2 separate regions of the Homo sapiens genome follow, and region 1 is linked to region 2. A link is an interaction called in ENCODE POLR2A ChIA-PET data of the cell type or tissue named here. Cell type or tissue: HepG2. All regions are shown on one strand. Links, peaks and the distances in the headings refer to the core of each region. The heading gives the core; the rest is flanking DNA.

The links. Peaks named below come from ENCODE experiments on the same cell type or tissue, not always from the same donor. Only the 100,000 strongest peaks of a DNase experiment are listed, where the experiment ranks them.
Region 1: POLR2A ChIA-PET joins it to region 2 with 13 read pairs; 8 of 35 experiments call an interaction of 5 or more read pairs at or near these places.

Annotation. Positions count from the first base shown.
Region 1 is chr1:8,038,148-8,042,542 of GRCh38, forward strand. The region is part of intron 2 of ERRFI1-DT (ERRFI1 divergent transcript); the gene reads left to right. Among named protein-coding and RNA genes, the nearest start is that of ERRFI1-DT, 14 kb to the left of the region's middle. RefSeq lists a silencer at 2,462-2,756. In HepG2, for the core only: no CTCF peak of the experiment used is centred there; a DNase peak (open chromatin) is centred at 2,624.
Region 2 is chr1:8,118,800-8,123,194 of GRCh38, forward strand. It overlaps ERRFI1-DT (ERRFI1 divergent transcript), which reads left to right. Exons shown (of 3, transcript NR_185980.1): 3 at 2,675-4,395. Among named protein-coding and RNA genes, the nearest start is that of LINC01714, 88 kb to the right of the region's middle. RefSeq lists an enhancer at 2,308-2,617. In HepG2, for the core only: no CTCF peak of the experiment used is centred there; DNase peaks (open chromatin) are centred at 2,182 and 2,652.

The DNA of each region.
Region 1 (4,395 bases), core at 183-4,182, 81 kb before region 2:
ATCTTAGTTTTCACTGACTTAGAAATATAATAAAATCGACTTCCTATTAGTGCACACCATCCTGAGGCATCAGAAGGTACCCCAGGACATCCATGGTAACCATTACATTCATTCAACAAACATTTACTGAGTATCTTACTACATATATTTCTAATGGTTTCTACTTTTTCAAAGTAAAATCCAGAAAAATTTCTAGTCATTTGAACTTTGCTTCTATTTGAAGTTTTCTTTAATTCTTTATATGCATTTGTCCTGTCTCATTAGAGTATATGATCCTAGTGAAGATTATGATTTCTTTTGTATCTCTTATAGCACACAGCACCACTGTTGACTGTCTTGGCCATAAGCTTAAACTATAGGATGGAAAATTCAGGTGGATACAAACAGCCTAATTGATATAAAAATGGAAAAGAAGCCTCATCAGACCAAGGCTGTAGATTCTACCTCCTTAAAATTTTTCGAGAATCAAATAAACTCTTTGAACCAGTATTTTTACCAGCACTCTAAGGAAATAGGCCAGGCACAGTGGCTCACGCCTGTAATCCCAGCACTTTGGGAGGCTGAGGCAGGTGAATCACTTGAGGTCAGGAGTTCAAAACCAACCTGGCCAACATGGTGAAACCCCATATCTACTAAAAATACAAAAATTAGCTGGACATGATGGCTTGTGCCTGTAATCCCTACTCAGGAGGCCGAGGCACAAGAATCGCTTGAACCTGGGAGGTGTAGGTTGCAGTGAGCAGAGATCCCGCTGCTGCACTCAGCCTGGGCGACAGAGTGAGACTCCATCTCAAAAACAGCAAAAAACTGAGGAAGTAATCACAATACAGAAAGCTTTATACCCAAAGAGGTTCAATATGGTGTTATTCATAAGAGTGAAAAACTGGCCTGGTAGTAGGACAACTGGCCAAGTAAAATACAGACTATTCATATGCTAATGAGAATTTTATAATTAGGAGTAATATGATTATGAACATTTTGTAATTGAGAATAATGCCTAATAATAGCTAACACTTTTGTGGCATTTACTAAGAACTAGATACTGTTCTAAGGCTTGACATATATTAACTTAACTTTCACAACAACCCTACGAGGTACATCCTATCGTTGTACCCAGTTTACAAGGTGAGGTTAGGTCATGTGCTCAAAGTCACACAGCTAGGAACTAGATTCCAACCTAGGCAGTTAGTTTCCTTTTAACCACCACAAATTCTTTCATGATCATGTTCAGTGAAAAAAGTCAAACACAGTACCTGGCTGACAAAACAATCTGTACAACAAATTTCTGTGACATAAGTTTACCTATAACACAAACCTGCACATGTACCCCGAACCTAAAATAAAAGTTTTTTTAAAAAGTAGAATACAAAATTGAGTATGGAATATCTATCCTCATGTTATCAGTTAGGACTTTTTTTTAGTGACAGGAAACCCAACTCAAATTGGATAAATAAAAAAAGGAATTCAGTGGATCAGTACTGGAGAAGACTAGGATGTCGCTGCACACATTGCTTTGTTCACATGTTCAGATGACATCATGCAGGGCAAGACTTTCTCTAACTTTTGGCTTTATCCATGTTTGTGTTGACTTCATTTTGAGGTTCCTTGGTGGCATGATGGCTGCCAGCAAACCCTGGGATCATCTAATTAAAAATTTTAAAAACAACTTATTTAATAGTTTGAACAAAAACCCTGGGCCTGATTCTCACAAATCGAAACTGAAGGCCAGGGGAGTGCAATGTTCCAATTGGCCAAGCCTGAATGTGGGACCTCATTTGGAACCATGGGGGGAGAATCAAATCCATCTGAGGCTCAAGTGCAGAGGAGGACCAAGAGTAGAGGAGGACTAAGAGTAGAGGAGGTGATAGCTTCCCAGAGTAAGACTGAAGAATGGACTAGGAAAAAAAGGAAATGGATATTGTCAGCATACATCAAGTGTCCACAACAGCCATTTTCTTATGTACAGCATTTGACTCTGTTCACTTACAAATTTCTTAAAGTTTTCTGTTCTTTGACCTCGGTAACACTACACGTCACACCTTTTGATACCTCTCCTCAGTCCTGCTCGGTCATTTATTCTTCTCTTCCTTGTATGCTTAGATGTTGGCGTCTTCGAGGCTTTCTTTACTTATTCCTTAGTTTAGTCATCTCATTCTATTCCTGAGCTTTTATTATGATGTCTATGTAAATTACACCAAAATCTAATTGTAGTCCCATTTTCTCTCCTGGCCTGTAGTCCCTTTTTTTTTTTTCTCCTGGCCTTTAATCCCATATTTTTAATTTCTTACCAGTGCATCTCTCCTGGATATTTGTTGCAGACTGGCTTCTTGGCAAGCAGTCTTTGAGATGGAGATGAACATGGAGGACATTTATTAGAGTGTTGAAGGAAGGGTGAGGAAAAAGAATTGGGCAGAGGGAGAAGTTAAGTTGTGATCCATGTACGACATAGGCCTTAGCTAACTACATGCAAAGCTCTGGAACAGGATTGACCCTTTGGAGTTGTCCTAACTTGGGCAAGAGAGCTGGACCTTTTTTCCTCTAACTCTTATTGGTCAGTCATTGATATGGCTTGCCTTTGGAAGGAAGAGTAAGCTTGGAAAAGGCAGTTTTCTTCAGCTGAGTCACTCTCCAAACAGGGTTGACAGCTAAGGGCCATGTTCTGGCAGCATTCCCAGGAGCTTGAGGAATAAGGCTTTTCATAACTCATTGGGGATCTGGGTAGCTCATCATGGAAACTTCCTTTTGTTCTCTCTGTTGTTAGTTTATCCTTCCTCACTCCATTTTCCTAGTAGTTTTGTTGATGTTTCTACTTTGATATTTTGAGGCTATATTATTCAGAGCATACATGTTTAGAATTGTTAAATCTGTCTGATAAATCCAACATTTTGTTAATTTGTAGTAAGCCTCTATCTCTAGTAATAATTTTTGCATTAAAGTCTATTTTGTTTGATACTTCTTTTCTTTACTTTCTTTCTTTCTTTTTTTGTTTTGTCTTGTTTTGTTTTGGGACAAAGTCTCACTCTGTGGCTTAGGCTGGACTGCAGTGGCATGATCTTAGCTCACTGTAACCTATACCTCCTGGGTTTAAGCGATTCTTGTGTCTCAGCCATCTGAGTATCTGGGATTACAGGTGTGTGCCACCATGCCCAGCTAATTTTTTGTATTTTTAGTAGAGACAGAGTTTTGCCATGTTGGCCAGGCTGGTCTCAAACTCCTGGTCTTGAGTGATCTGCTTGCCTCAGCCTCCCAAAGTGATGGGATTATAGGCGTGAGAGACCACGCCTGGCCTGTTTGATATTTCTGGAGTCACAATGGCTTTCTTTTGGTTAGTACTTTGGTGTATTTTTTTCTAAAATTTTCTTTTTACTCTTTGGGTGTCCTTAAGTTTTTGGTCTGTTTTATAAACAGCGCAGAGCTGGATTAAAAAAATCTTTGTCTTCCATTGGTGAGTGTAGTTCACTTATAATTATTATGATTACTGATATATTTTACTGATAATTTCAATCATTTATACCATGCTATTTTGAACTGTCTATTTGTCTTGATTTTAAGGGTTTTTCTTTCTCATTTCTTGCATCTTTTCTTTACTCGTTGCATTTTTTTCTCATCTCATGCTCCCAATTTGGAAGTTATACCCTCTATTTCTCTTTTTTGGTGGTTACCTAGAAATTGTGAAATGCTTAACATAGCAAAGTCTAAAGCTAGTATCTTTACTCTCCTGAAAAATACAAGAAACACTTAAGAACATGTTAATTCACATCACTGCCTCCTAATTTTCATGTTCTTCCACCTCCCAATTTTCATGTTTTTGTCCAGAATTTAAACTTCTGTTTTTTTTTTTTGTTTGTTTTGTTTTTTTTTGAGATGGAGTCTTGCTCTGTCACCAGGCTGGAGTGCAGTGGCGAGATCTTGGCTCACTGCAACCTCTGCCTCCTGGGTTCAAGTGATTCTCCTGCCTCAGCCTCCCTAGAAGCTGGGACTACAAGTGTGCACCACCACCACGCCCAGCTAATTTTTATATTTTTAGTAGAGACGGAGTTTCGTTGTTTCTTTCCCTTTCTTTTTTCTCCTGCTATAACTTTGATTAGATAAGTATTAGATCTTTTTACTCTGTCCTTGGTGTCTTTTAACTCTTTTGTATTTTCTATTTCTTTCTCTTTTTGTGCTACATTTTGTATAGTTTCTTCAAATCTATTTTCCAGTTTGCTATTGCTCTCTTCAGCTATATCTGCTACTTAACATCAATTGGCTTTATAATGTGAGTTATTATATTTGTCATTTTTAGATGTATTTTTTTCAAATGCACCTAAAAATAATCACATATCAAAAATAATCAAATACATCTTGATTATTTTTGATAATTTTTTCCTTCTCTGATACTTTATTTCTTTAATT
Region 2 (4,395 bases), core at 237-4,236:
AGACCAGCCTTGCCAACCTGGGGAAACCCCATCTCCACTAAAAAATATAAAAATTAGCCGGGCATGGTGGCACATGCCTGTAATCCCAGCTACTCAGGAGGCTGAGGCAGGAGAATCGCTTGAACCCAGGTGCTGGAGGTTGTGGTGAGCCAAGATTGCGTCACTGCACTCCAGCTTGGGCAACAGAGCGAGCCTCTGTCTCAAAAAAAAAAAAAAGAAAGAAAAGAAATTTGAATGTGTACATCTAGCCAATGATGGGAAAAATCTAAAAAAAATTAAATACAAAGTGCACATCTTTGGTCTGGCTGCAGATTTATTCATTGCAGCTTTTAAAAAGTTTACATTCTTTTCCAAGTATAAAACCCTTTTTAAAAAAATGTTGTAACGATATTATTGTGACAAGTGTTGGCATTTATTGAGTGTTTACTATGTGCCAGGCACTACTTTATATTTGCATTGGCTCTTTTCATCCTCACAGAAACCTGTGAGTCCCTACTGTTATCTCCCTCTTTTTGTAGATGTGGAGACTGAGGCACAGAAAGGAAAGGTTAAACGGTTTCTCCCGAGTTACACGGCTAGTAAGTGGCAGAGGTGGGACTTGAACCCAAGTGCCTCTGCAAAGTTCAGGGACTGGGCTTTGAATATAGAAATATTTAGTAAGTATTGAAAACCATTAAATTTATTTCACTATGACAATCTTATTTATGACCGAATTATCCATTTTTAATTTTTATTTGTTTATTTTTGAGATGGAGTCTCACTCGGTTGCCCAGGCTGGAGTGCAGTGGCACGATCTCAGTTCACTGCAACCTCTGCCTCCCAGGTTCAAGCAATTCTCCTGCCTCAGCCTCTCGGGTAGCTGGGACTACAGGCAAGCACCACCAGACCCAGGCAATTTTTGTATTTTTAGTAGAGATGGGGTTTCACCATGTTGGCCAGGCTGGTCTTGAACTCCTAACCTCAAGTGATCTGTCCACTTCAGCCTCCCAAAGTGCTGGGATTACAGGTGTCAGCCACCGCGCCTGGCCCATTTTTAATTTTTAAAAAATGTTTTTTACTGTCGAGTAGGGGTTCAGGACAGACTGCCCCCAAATATGCCACTTTGGAATGTTGGTGATTTTGAGCAGAAAGCACTGGAAAACAGTAAATGCAGAGACATGGTTTCCCTGAACTCCTCTCATCTGCCCAAAGGCAGAGCCTCCAAAAGGACATCAGTTGTCCTAAGTCCCCTCCCCAGGAGTCAGCAAGGGCTGCCTTAACATCCGGACAAACTGCCACAAACCCTCGTATCTCCCATCTAGTCTTCTAAAGGCCCATTTTTCTTTCCTAAAAATCATTTCCTCTCCTCACGGTAGCCCACATCTCCTCTCCCTTTTCTCTGTTAAGATGGCATCACTTTTTTGTGATATTGTTTTTTTCTTCCTATGATGGCCCCTGTGCACATATTAAAAATTAATAAATTTGTTTACCCTTTTTCCTGTTAAATCTGTGTATTGTCAGTGTATTTCCTAGACCCAGCTATCGAACCTAGATGGTAAAGTCTTTCTTCCCCTGACTCTATTTCAAAGCAATAAAAAAGTTTAAAATGCCCCAAAAGACATAGTTTACTCTATGATTGGATTATTAGAAGACGTTAGCCCAGGGAGGTTCTACTCTGTTTTTCAGGGGTGGAGCTGGTACTAGAATTCACAGCCTGGTTTTCATCCCAGCTGGGCCATTCCACAAATGGAACTTTAAACAAATACTTCTCCTCGAAGTAGAAGCTGGGTTGGGGTCTGGTCTTGAAGGATGGATCTGAAATGGCGGAGGAGAGCCTGGCGAAGCCCTCCGGCCTCCTTCCCAACGGGTCCCAGCTTTTTGCCACTTCCCTACCTTGTATTTGGCTACTAAGGAATCTAATCTGTCCAGTTTTTTATCTTGGTCATCCATAGTGTTCTATAGATCACATAGAAAGATGGTTACAATGTTCAGCACCTCTTGCTAAACATCCTGTCCTGGAGGCACATGGAGAAGGTTGACAAAGCCTCATTCCTCTGAAACATTTCATGCAACGGATTTGGTTGAAACCCCAGATTGTGATCTGGAGTCTTTAGCAACTGTGCTCATTTCCTACCTTGAGCATTTCATTTTTGAGCAACTAGAATAACAACTGGTCTTTTTTAGTCTTGACCAAAGGGGGATAAGGGAACCAAAAATCCTTTGCTCCTCGTTTCCTGTTAGATTGTGAAACAAAAAGGTAAACATTTAACGGAATGTGGCAGCTCAGAACAATTACCCCTATTGTGGCATGAACACTGATTTCTATTCCTTTTTACACAAACTCCTTCCGGTAGAGAAGCTGAACAAAAGAACGTGCCAGCCCAGCCCGTGGGCTCCTCAGGCCGATCAGATCGGGAAGTGAGAAACGCCGGCAGAGATTTGCTCTGGGAAAGTTTGTAGACATTTTCAAAGTCAAGGGTGAAGTGTCCTTGGTTTACTTAGAATCGTTTTCTTTAAAGGAAATCACTGTCACAACTTCAGAAGCCCCGACATGCCTGTGTAGTTATGAGAAGGGATGAAGGCTTCGCATAGCTTCATAACCTTGTTATTAAGAGTCTGGAACTCAGTGACTGGCTGGGTGCTTGACCCTTTGTTCAGTAGCCTTGGCAAGTGCTCTCATTTTCTTCCTTTTTAGGTTTCCCCACTGCGAGCCCTTCGAGAACAATGTCATGTTGATCGATGGCAGTGACTCACACCAGATCTTTCCATGCCTCCTCTGCAAGGACTCAAGAGAGTCGAGAGCAAAACCGTGCCATAGTTCCATAAGGAGGGCAAAGAGCTTTATCCACGCTGAGGAACAGGCGGATCATGCGGCTACAGCACTGGTCTTTACCTTTTAACTGCTTGATTCGAAACATTCCAGCCAGGAACAGTGGCTCACACCTGTAATCCCAGCACTTTGTGGGGCCAAGGCAGGTGGATTGCTCGAGCTCAGGAGTTCGAAACCAGCCTGGGCAACCTGGCAAAACCTCATCTCTACAAAAAAATACAAAAATTAGCCAGGCCTGGTGTGTGTGCCTGTGGTTCCAGCCACTCGGCAGGCTGCGGCCAGAGGATCACTTGAGCCCAGGAAGTGGAGGCTGCAGTGAGCTGAGATCGTGCCGCCACACTCCAGCCTGGGTGACAGAGCCAGACATTGTCTCTAAAAAAAAAAAAAAAAGAAAAGAAAAGAAAGAAAAAAGAGAAATAGTCCAAGACTAGGGAGAAAACCTTCTTTGGGGTCAGTGTGAACCATTCTTTCATTTGTTCAGCAAATGCTTACTGAGGAGCTACTGTGTCCCTGAAATTGCCTCCACCTCCAAGAAGACAGTGGTGAGCAAGTCAGACAATACCTCTAATCTCATGGTATTTATAAGTAAATGGGCCGTTAAAATTACCAGATCAGAAGTGCTGTGTTCAGCAAATAGAGGCTCATGGGAAACTCCTAAGAAGGGCTTCTGAGCTGGACTTGGGGGTCAGGAAAGGCAGAATGAGGGGGCTGACTCATCCAGACTGGGGCGGGGTTGCCGGGGGTGCCTCCCACTTACTATCTGTCTCCTTCTAGACTGACTTCTCTGTCATCATGAATACACCCCTTTAAGACATACATTTAAGAGAAAATAAGAGGATGCCTTATTTATTTAAAGGTTTGTTACAGTTTTACTAACAACCACATACCTAAAGGAAAGTCGCAAGTAGAGCTCAAAAACTTTTTTCTCTGGGGCAGTGAAGAGTCAGTTGCCAGCCAGAAGGCCCACTGAGCCTGAGCACTTCAGGGTGTGCTTCCTACAGATAAGGACATCCTCCTGCATAACAGGAAAGGGGTCCTGATCCAGACCCCAAGAGAGGGTTCTTGGATCTCGCACAAGAAAGAATTCCGGGTGAGTCTGTAAAGCGAAAGCCAGTTTATTAAGTAAAGGAGTAAAAGAATGGCTATTCCATAGACAGAGCAGCCCTGAGGGCTGCTGATTGCCCAGTTTTATGGCTGTTTCTTGATGATATGCTAAACAAGGGGTGGATTACTCATGCCTCCCCCTTTTAGACCGTAGAGGGCAAGTCCTGATGTTGCCATGGCGTTTGTAAACTGTCATGGAGCTGGTGGGAGTGAAGCAGTGAGGATGACCAGAGGTCACTCTCGGCACCATCTTGGTTTTTGGTGGGTTTTAGCCAGCTTCTTTACTGCAACCTGTTTTTTCAGCAATATCTTTATGACCTGTATCTTGTGCCGACCTCCTATCTCATCCTGTAAATTAGAATGCCATTACCATCTGGGAATGCAGCCCAGTAGGTCTCAGCCTTATTTTACTCAGCTCCTATTTAAGATGGAGTCGCTCTGGTTCGAACGGCTCTGATATAACTGCTGCTCAGCCATTGACG